Linked DNA regions of Homo sapiens: region 2 is linked to region 1. Evidence: chromatin contacts called from ENCODE Hi-C or POLR2A ChIA-PET data. All regions are on one chromosome and are shown on one strand. Each heading gives the region's core, a stretch centred on a gene start or an enhancer-like site at or near the end of the contact. The rest is flanking DNA. Distances are from core to core; before and after follow the strand shown.

Region 1 (5,342 bases), core at 1,958-4,457:
CAGTAGCGGCTTTGTTCAAACACAGGCACATGCATATTTTATGGTATATGTTTATATCTGTGTAATACTCATCATAAATGTCAGATTTATAATCGATAGTGCCCATTTCTAAATTTATAGTTGAAACCTCTGATAGGAATTAGGAATTATCTTAAAGTCCTAGAATAATAAATATTAAGATTTTGAAGACTGCTTAAAACAGTGTTCCAGGCTGGATTTTTTCCTTAGTTTTTTTTTCCTTAGTTTTTTACCTTAGTTTTTTCCATGTAATGAATGAGGAGCCATTGGGGTTGGTGTTTGGTTGTAAAGGGCAGGTTGACTTCACCAGGAGGTGTTTCTTGGTATTTATGGATCCTCTTTTTCACACTAATCCTTTGATTAGCTTCTTCTTATAGTTCATGCTTGTACAGTTGCAGCTGAATGGTAAGTAGGTAGAAATATGCATTGACTAATGTTGAACTATATCTAGGAGCGTCATATTCATGCTACTACTGAGCACTGTGACCTAGGTGAAGTGTGAGATTAAAGAGCTTTATTGCTTACCACGTTTCTTTTTGATCTAGTTAGAGTCATGTGAGGCAGTCCATGACTTTTAGGATGTTATAATATAATCCACATAGTACTTTATACTTTTCAATTTGTTTTTATATATTTTTCCTTACTATAAGCCTGTCAAGTCTAGTGAGATGACATGGTTATTAATATATTACAAATGAAGAACTCTGACTTGGAGGTAGTATAGCACTGTGGTTAATAATAGAAGTTCTTATATTTTTATATGAATTATATATTATGAACCAGACCAGAATACTAGCTCTACCAATTACCTAGCTGAGTGATGGTGCAGCAACTTAATCTCTCAAAGCCCTGGTTTTCTCATTGTAAAATGGAGGACCTTATAGGATTGTTGGGTAGCTTAAATGAGATAATAGGTAGAATTAAAAGTAACGGCAAAAACCGCAATTACTTTTGCACCAACCTGATATTTAGAACAGTGGAGGCATATAGTAGGCATTCAATAAATATTGGTAGTATTATTTTCAGAGGTTATTACTCATTTAACTCAACAAAAATTGAGAGCCCCTTTCTATACGCTAGTCATTGTGCTAGGCATCAGGAGCACAGGGCAAACCTGGTAGGGTGCTTACTCTGATGGAATTTACATTTTAGTGGTAGAAATGGTAAATGAGTCAACAAGAATTTTATGGAGTGACAAGGACTTTGAGGAAAGTAAAACGGGACAATGCTTGAGAAGGGTGCTAGTTGGGAAGTCCTATCACACGAAGTGGTATTTGATCTGAGACCTGAGTGACCATAGCCACATGAATACCTGGGGGAATCACTTCCCAGGAGGAAACAGAAGCACAGAAGCCGAAAGGCAGGATCACAGGCGGCACATTTTATTGGTGCAGTGTGGAGGTAGAGGGACTGGATTGTGTAGGGTTTGTAGGCCAGGGTAAAGAGCTTGGATTTCTTCTGAGTGTAGGATTTTGAGCAGGGGAGTGATGTGTCTTATTTTGGGCGGGCGCTAGGCCAGGTACTGTGAAGGAAATAATGGTATAGAAGAAATATGTCTTTCTTGCTAGAATCTTATGTGACATACAACTAGTGGTGGCTGATCAGCAATTAGAACTGCAGTGTTCTTGCTGGTGTACTCCTAATCTGATCATTGGATGATATTTATCACGTATTTTTGCAGCAGTCATCTCTAAAGTGGCATTATGGTTCTAGTTATCTATCATTGGATCTGTTTGCTCTAACAGTCCGAAGGGGCATGAAGGGTGGAAACAGAGTAGAGGGAAATGGGTGAAAAGGCTATTTCTAAACACTAGACACAAAATAGGGATTAGGAAGTAGTGGGGGTTAGGAGAAAAAGCAAAATCCTGTTGTGCATGGAGAGGGACATTGTTGAAACTGTGGCTTCTTGAGATTACATGAGTGAACCTGCGTGGACTGGGTCGTCTTCCCTATTCACCAAGCTGAATCCAGGCCCAATCCAAGATTACTGCTGCCTTTGCTCTGAGGCTTTAGACTGTTAGTAGCTTTTCTCGTCTCTACTGAGGCCAAAAGGGGCAGTGATACCCTTGAATTTTCTTCTTAAAACAGGGTTTCATTTCCTTGGAAGTTTGTTTCTTTGAATCTTTCTGTCAGTTTAACTGTTATCATCAATTGGTTAGCATTCTAATAATAATTATAATTATAGTAAACATTTATTGAGTGCTTACGAAGAGCCAGTTCCAAGCTTTTTTATCTCCATTATTCTGCTACTTTCCTTCTCATTTTACAGATGAGGAAAATGAGGCACAGAGTGGTTAATTAATCTGTTTGAGGTCCCGTAGCAGGTCAGTGATGCCAGGGTTCAAACCTACACTTAACTCTACACTAGAGACTGTTTTCTTAATTATTTCTTCACAATCATATGTTTAATGATTACTTATTGATTATTTAGTGGTCTGATAAGAAGAGGGAGCGGTGCTCTTCTGTTGGAGAAGAAAGGCTGGCTGATCAAGACACACTGGTTGGTTTGAAGAAAAAATATAGATGTTAATTCCATAACACCACACTCTAAACATTTCTACTGGACGAGTTCCACCTGTGTGCCACTCGAAGTCGGATGCAGTAAGGAAGGCTTTTTATTGAGGAGAGAACGAATACCTCTGTATTCAAAAGAGAGTGTGTTGTTCCTTATAGAAGATGGAAGGGGGCTTGCCAGTGACAGATTATGATGATTACCTCCTTAGTGGTTTTTTTTTATTGCACAGACTATAATAATAATTATAAAAATTTGTAAATCAAGAAAAATCTTTACCCCAACAAATTGTTTTTATATTTTTCATATTCATATTTTTTCATATTCATTTTATTTTTTCATATTCAAAAATAAAACAATTTTCATATTCATTTCAATTGTTTATTTTTTCATATTCAAAAATAAAACAATTTTCATATTCATTTCAATTGTTTTATTTTTTCATATTTTTCATATTTCATATTTTTTCATTTTTATACACAGTTATAGAGTATCTACTTATTTTTCATTTAACATTATGCTATAACAGGTTTTAAAGTTAGGCAGTAAGTCTTTCCAGTGAAAAGGAAAAGACTGAAACATGAAAAGGTTACGAGGCATTACTAATTGATTGGAATGATGCCTACCAGGCAGCCCATGTCAGTTTTGGAGCTGGCCTTGGAAGGAACAGCTGTGTATTTGGACCTTGGAGCAGTCTGTCAGGCTTCCAAGAAAGTGGGCAAAGAAGGAAGGGGGGTTGGGGGCACAAGTGGAAAAGTACAGTGGTTTGGAACTGATGTGAAACTATCAAGCTGGTTGAGTTCAGTGTTAGAAAATAGGAAAAACAAAACAATTTCTACCTGATATGGTACTTTAATTGAGGTTAGCACTTCAGTGAATAGGCAATGCATTATAATTTGTCAGAATTATCAATATTTTGTTCTTGTCAGTGGCTTTATATTTAATAGTTACATGTTATAAAGCCAGTTTTATCAGTGAAAGAACAAAGTTCTTGACAAATGCTATTTTAGTGATAAAGCTGTTATTCTGTATTTAAATTCAGTTTAACTCAAAGTGGTTTTTAAGTTTTACATTTGTATAACTGTAGACTAGCCATATGGCATTCAAAGGCCTCCAAGATATAACTTGAGACACTCTTAGGATGGAATCCCATATTCAGAATCTTTACTGACAGCTCCCCATATCCAAATTGCCTTTTCTCTCTTGGGCCTCTGGGTGTGACAAGGGACAACTTGAGTGAAAGGCCACAGGACAAAGTAGAGATGCTGTTAAATCTCAATGCAGAAGGCCTGAGACAACTGATAGAGACAATTGTTTCTCTTTTCTCCCTCATAAAATAAGTAAAATTCAAAGTGATTTTTTTTTAATTTTTTGCTTTGACACATTGTGTTTAGTCTGATTGAGGTCATCTTACACAACAGAATCCAAAATCCTGAGAAAATAATTTATACAACTAGAATTCCAAAATTAGGTTTTGCATTAAGTTCAAGCTATCATTTCTTTAAGAAAACCTACACTGGAGTTACCAACTGGAATATTTGGTTATGAGACACAGTCATCATGTCAGAGTATGTAGTTTGCTTCTAACACTTATTTGTGTGCTTTTAAGACCTGCTCCCTGCCACACTTTATCATAACAAAAAACAAGAGACACATGTTAGTACTGTAGCATGTATAGTCATGGGGAATGTGTTCTAAACGAAATCCCATCACAGTGGAGTCAACACAATATTTCTAGGGGAGAAGGTCTTCCTGTTAAACTCATGTGAAGGCATTCTTCTCTACTATGGGAACTTGTTTATGTGCCCTCTAGAAGACAGCTGAGATGGTCTTCAGTGAATCTGTTCACTGACATGTTGCTAGTTTCTTTATGTTTACATGTAAACAGTGCTTAGAAGCATCTTTCCCCAAGCTGTTCTTTTTTTGATGGACTCCCCCTTTTTGGGGGAGTATCAGTTGAATGAGCACTGTTGTACTCTCAGCACTAGACATTCTGTTATGTGTGTGTGGAGCTTCCTTGTGGCTTGGTAGCATTACCTCTGCATTACATGCTGCAGCCTCACCAGGCAGAAGGGCCATTCACTTCTGCTGCTACTTACCAGCACCTCTGTTTCCTCGAGTGTGTTACCCTCCCACCACCTGGGCCTTGGACCTGGGTCCGTTGGGCTATTATCCATGCTCCCACCTGCCCATCTCTGCTCTGATATAATCTACTAGGATAATAAAGTAGCTTTTCCCTACCATAATGTTTTTTAAATAGACATACAGCAATGTATAATGGTTAAGAGCATGATCCAAACTGTGTCTGATTTTGAATCCTGGCTGAGTTACTAGCTATGTAATCTTGAGAAAACTACTCAATCTCTCTGTGCCTTAATTTTCTTAGGTATAAAGCAGATACTAATTATGCCATCATAGGGTAGGTATGAGGATTAAATGAGTGAGTATTTGTAAAACACTTAAAACAGTGACTGACTTGGGCTACCCCTTTTGGGTCCCCTCCCTTTGTATGGGAGCTCTGTTTTCACTCTATTAAATCTTGCAACTTCACACTCTTCCAGTCTGTGTTTGTTATGGCTCAAGCTGAGCTTTCGCTCGCTGTCCACCACTGCTGTTTGCTGCCATCGCAGACCCGCCGCTGACTTCCACCCCTCTGGATCCGGCAGGGTGTCCACTGCACCTCTGGTCCAGCGAGGTGGTGCCCATTGCCGCTCCCAATCGGGCTAGGGGCTTGCCATTGTTCCTGCACGGGCTAAGTGCCCTGGGTTCATGCTAATTGAGCTGAATAGAGCTGTAACACTCACTGTATGGC
Region 2 (5,342 bases), core at 1,445-3,944, 520 kb after region 1:
ACACACACACACACACAAAATTAGCTGGGTGTGGTGGTGCATGCCTGTAGTCCTAGCCCCTAGAGAGGCTGAGGTGGAAGGATGGCTTGAGCCCAGGAGTTTGAGGTTACAGTGATGAGCTATGATTGTACCACTTTATTCCATCCTGGGTGACAGAGCAACCCTGTCTCTTTAAAAAATTAATAAATAGCCCAGGTGTGGTGGCTCAAGCCTGTAATCCCAGCACTTTGGGAGGCCGAGGTGGGTGGATCGCCTGAGGTCAGGAGTTCGAGACCAGCCTGGCCAACATAGTGAAACCCCGTCTTTACTAAAAATACAAAAAATTAGCCAGGCGTGGTGGCTGGCACCTGTAATCCCAGCTACTCGGGAGGCTGAGGCAGGGTAATCACTTGAACCAGGCAGGCAGAGGTTGCAGTGAGCCGAGATCACACACCATTGCACTCCAGCCTGGGCAACAAGAGTGAAACTCCATCTCAAAAAAAAAAAAAATTAATAAATAAAAAATAAAAGAAGCCAGAAGGGAAAGTGAAGTAACTTGCCCAAAGTCACACAGCTAGTTAGTCAATGGTAGAATTGTGATTTGAACTTAAAAGCTGTCCAGACTTGAAATTCACACCAAGCCTGAAACCTACCGGGATAGCCCCGTGTGCCTCTCTGCAGGTGCCTCATGTGCTGTGAGTTCGGACTGAGCTTGTCATCTTCTGCCTGTTTTCTATTCCTTTTCCATATCACCATCCTCCCAGTCACCTAAGCCCAAATCTCTCTAAATCTCAGTCTCCTTGTCTGTAGAACAGAGATAATAATAATGTATCCCAAAGGTTGTTCTGAGAATTAACTTAGAGGATTCTCATGAAGTGCTTAGCACCATGCATGGTGCTGTGGTGTTGCCAGCTGTCCCCAACCTTTTTGGCACCAGCACCAGTTTCATGGAAGACAATTTTTCCATAGCCTGGTGGTGGGCATGGGGGTGGGGGGAGGGTTTCGGGATGAAACCATTCCACCTCAGATCATCAGGCATTAGCTTCTCATAAGGAGCCTGCAACCTAGATCCCTTTCATGCAGTTCACAATAGGATTCAGACTCCTTTGAGAATCTAAATGCCACTGCTGATCTGACAGGAGGTGGAGCTCAGGCAGTAATGCTCACCCACCTGCCGCTCATCTCCTGCTGGGCGGCCCGGTTCCTAACAGGACACGGATTGGTACCACTCCATGACCCAAGGGTTGGGGACCCCTGGTGTCCGCAGAATTGACAGAAAGAGCAACTTATTGGCTGTGGGGAACCAAAGGAGTATGACTTGGCGTTTTATTTATCTAATACAGGAGCTGGCAAACTTTTCCTAAAAAAGGCCAGATAGTAAGTATTTTCGGCATTGTAGGTCATATAGTCTCTGTTGCAACTACTCAACTTTACCATTGTTGGGCAAAACCAGCCATGGACAAGACATAAATGAATGAGTGTGCTGTGTTTCAAGAAAACGTTATATACAAAAACAAGCAGGGGCCGACTGGACCCAAGGGTTGTCTTTTGCTGCCTCATGGTCTTTGCCCTGCCTCATCTCATGAGGGCGAGGCCATGTCTGCTTAGTTCATCGATTTTTCTCCAGGGTCTAGTGCAGTGCCTGGCCCATAGTAGACATTCCATAAATATTTATTAAAGGAATGATTAAATGAGAGAAAGCAAACAAGCAAGAACAAAAGAAAGACTGAGAAGAGACAAAACTTTGGGATCACCTGGATATCTGTTACAGGGTTCTGTGTAGGAAATAGAAACCATGCTAGAGTTTTTAAGCAAAAAAGAATATAACATGAAGAATTGCAAACTTGTTGGAAAGGCTGGAAGAGAGGGCTCTAGGCTGGGCCTCCGAGGATGGCTCCCAGAATGTGGTAAAATCAATCTGTCAGGGGTGCTATCACCTCTGCCACAATCAGGAAGGAGGACTCAGGAAGCTGCCACTGGGACTGTTGACTGCAAGAACATCATGGCTGCAAGACAAGGCCAGAAAGTGGTCAGCAAGCCAGGAACAGCGTGAATTACTGCCACCACCGCATTTGCCAGGCAGAGGAACCTAGCCACTGCCACGTCCACAAGATTCTTGATGCCCATGAAGCTGGAGAGTGGCTATCAGTAGCTCCATGATCTTGCTTTGCAGCAGAAAGTAGCCAAAAGCTGCAAGACATTGGCCTCTGCCTTCCAAGCTTTGTGCAAATAAGTCTAATTGGTGTAGCTTAACTCACAATCATGATCCTAATGAAAAGAGACTCTGGGCAGTGTAGTTTTTAGCTTCCTAGACTCTGCAGCACCAGGAGGCACCCTAGAAAGATGTGGGAATGGATTCATGCAACATTTAGCATAGAGTATACATTCTATTGATTGATTGCTACAAAGTAAACTATCCCAAGGTTTAATGGCTTAAAGCCACAGTCATTTGTTTTGTTCAGAAATTTGAAATTTGGGCAGAGCTGGGTGGGTCCAGCTTGTCTCTACTTAATGATGAGTCAGCTGGGGTAGTTCAACATGGGTACCACCGTGTAAGCAAGTCCACGCACACATGGGAGCCCAAGTGGAGAGGAACAAAAGCGCCTATCAGTAGCCCCAGCTGAGCTCCTGAGGTCAACAGCTGGCATCAACGTAGCAGTGTGTTGATGCAGAGCCATTGTGAAATGCAAGAGCCCTTGTGATAGCAGCTCCTCCGGCCACACCCGAGCTGCGCTAGCTGATGCCGTGTGGAACAGGGGTGAGCTGGCCTCGATGAGTCCTGCTCAGATTGCAGACTCGTGATCAAAATAAATGACTGTTTCTATTTCTGCCACTAAGTTTTGGAGTGGTTTGTTATGTAGTGAGAGATCACCAGTACGTGCAGGTTGTGCTGCATGGGAAGGAGGGAGGAGAACAGATGGGGCAATCAACAAGAAATGAAGCCGCCAAAGCCAGAGATGGGTAATGGCTGACCTGAATGTAAGCTAGGTCTACCTCCCCCTGCACCCCAACATTCAGCCTTACCAGCTTTCTAACTTGGATGCTTCCCGAAAATCAACCAAGTATGGTTTGGGTTGTATCTGCCCAGGTAGCAGGTCAAAGCTTGGGCTGAATGCTGGAAGAGCCCTATAATCTTATAGGTACTGCTGCGTGGGGACTCTGTCTCTCCTAGAAACTGCCCCTCAGCAATTTCTGATCATGGTGGAAGATTTAGATTTTGAAGTGGCAAACTGTCATGAAAAGGCAAAACTGACCTATGGTGGTTGTGATTTTTACACAGGGTTCCAGGAGAGTTCAGGTGATTTCAAACAACAGGGTTGTCACATATAGTTGTGCCAGTTGCATACTGCACAATTCTAAGGGGCACCATTCACATTCTAGTCATTATCCTTTTGCATATTTATTACAACAATTTCCTGGCAGATGGCAGCAAAGTGTCTTGAGGCAGGGTAGCTTTTTCGATTTGCATAAAGGCGATTTATAGCAAGTGGCAGGACGCATAGGTACAAAACTAGTATCTAATAATCTTCAGCCAGTAGCAGCGGTTGGGGATAGAGATGGAAAGAGTGGGGACGAGTATTAGGATTAGGGAAGGTCCTTTTGCTTAACCAGAATGGGCACCCAACAGATAAGAAGTATTGAGATTTGTGGGGTTCAAAGTTCAGCGTTTTGGGACCAGCAAGTTTGTAGAAGAGACAGGAATTAGTCCAACAAAGGAAACAGGTTTGCCCTGAAAGGTAGAACTCTAAGGGCTGAATTTATTTAAAAAAAAAAAAATTTTTTTTTTCAGAGACAGGGTCTTGTTTTATTGCCCAGGCTGGAGTGCAGTGGCACAATCACAGCTCAATGTAGCCTTGACCTCCAGGGTTCAAGTGATCCCCTCTCACCTCAGCCTCCTGAGTAGCTGGAACTATAGGTGTGTGCCACCGTGCCCTATTAAATTTTTAATTTTAATTTTTTTAGAGACGACATCTGGCTATGTTGCCCAGGCTGTTCTCGAACTCCTGACCTCAAGCAATCCTCCCGCCTCATCCTTCCGAATAGCTGAGATTACAGGCATGAGACACTGTGTAAGGGCTGAATTTAATAAGTAGATAATGATCTTTTGTGGAGAGATGGGGATGAAGAGAATTAATGAATATATAAGTAAAAATTTCATGATTCTAATGAGATTGGGGAGCAAGGGGTGAGGAGGAGGGAAAAGGAGGAGAGGAAGAGATATAAACATCAGCTGACATGGGTGTGCCCTGTTGAAGTGAAGGGTATCTGGTATACCTACAAATTCCTGCCCACCTTCAACCATTCTAGGTCTGAAAATCTACATTAGTCATGAACAAATATCATAATTCACAGCAATAGTGCAGCTTCTGACTGTTAAGGTGGATTACATGATATCTTTTCATTCTGACTGATTGTAGATTGCAAAACCTTTACAGTTGGAACAATATTCTCCATTTTGCATTTGATTCTGAAACAGAATCCCAGCCAAGCACAGCTTTTTGTTTTATCTGTGTATCTTCCAAGGTCTCCTTTGCCTGCATGCATGTTGCTTTTGTTCTCAGCTTGTTGTTTTAACTATAGCTTTGCTACATTTCCATTTTTTTCCCCACTATTCAAAACAAGTACTTATTTGAATTAGAGCAGAAAAATACTGAATAGAATGAAACATGGCTTTCCCCCCTCTCATGGTGAGGTCATGGTTTAGTGGTAGCAATGACAATGATTAATGCTTTGCACTTCCATTTAGAGAACTTCAGGAAAGGGTAAACAAATATTTTCCAAAATTTGCAGGTGAGAGGAGGAAGGTGAAGTGACTTACGAAAGATTGTGCTGATTACAGTCTGATTTCTCTTCCCCTTCCCAATTATCTTACAAATTATGCTTTGGTGAATAGTCCTAGAGCTGCTCATCTTTTAAATCAAACTAAAGTCCACTGAAGTAGGAAAATTATGCATTTTGCATAAATGATGTGGGCAAATTATTATTCAATTTTTAACAGGGTTTTCCTATCGCTTTCCCCTGCACAATGTAATATGGTTAATTTACCAGAAAGCATTGTTATTCATTCCCTAATTTTCTAAGCAACTGCTGCCATTTGCTTACCATTTCCTCCCTCTCTGGGAATTGACAGACCTTCCGGCTCCATTTGGGGTGGTTTGGGTTCCTGAGCAATCTCTAGAGGCTTGGCTTCCCTCCTGGTGTCTTCCAATGTTTACCCATTGGGAGGAGTCTAAAAAAAAAGAAAAGATTCACATACCTGGATTTAGTTTATGAGTGGCTTAAATGAATCCTTTTGTAAACACACACACACACACACACACACACACACACAGATGAAATCTCTTGCTATTTAGTGATATTTC

Evidence for each region. A loop is a pair of places that touch in the nucleus more often than their neighbours do. ChIA-PET counts read pairs that join two places held with the same protein, here RNA polymerase II (POLR2A). Pooled maps may share reads with other maps.
Region 2: a loop to region 1 is called in a pooled map of gastrocnemius medialis, with 2.1 times the contacts of the local background. The contact joins two enhancer-like sites. A Hi-C loop is called at or near these places in 1 of 168 maps with a recorded cell type or tissue (gastrocnemius medialis) and 1 of 50 pooled maps. POLR2A ChIA-PET finds 5 or more read pairs at or near these places in 2 of 52 experiments (T-cell and activated T-cell).

Annotation. Positions count from the first base shown.
Region 1 is chr6:111,126,009-111,131,350 of GRCh38, forward strand. The region is part of intron 1 of SLC16A10 (solute carrier family 16 member 10); the gene reads left to right. Among named protein-coding and RNA genes, the nearest start is that of SNORD166, 15 kb to the left of the region's middle. Within about 2 kb of position 3,208, at least 5 of the 41 ENCODE cell types and tissues checked have a DNase peak (open chromatin) inside an H3K27ac peak, as active enhancers do; they include gastrocnemius medialis, where a contact is called at or near this core.
Region 2 is chr6:111,648,942-111,654,283 of GRCh38, forward strand. LOC105377944 (a long non-coding RNA gene) reads right to left here. Exons shown (of 3, transcript XR_942874.3): 2 at 5,083-5,209. Among named protein-coding and RNA genes, the nearest start is that of TRAF3IP2, 46 kb to the left of the region's middle. Within about 2 kb of position 2,695, at least 2 of the 41 ENCODE cell types and tissues checked have a DNase peak (open chromatin) inside an H3K27ac peak, as active enhancers do; they include gastrocnemius medialis, where a contact is called at or near this core.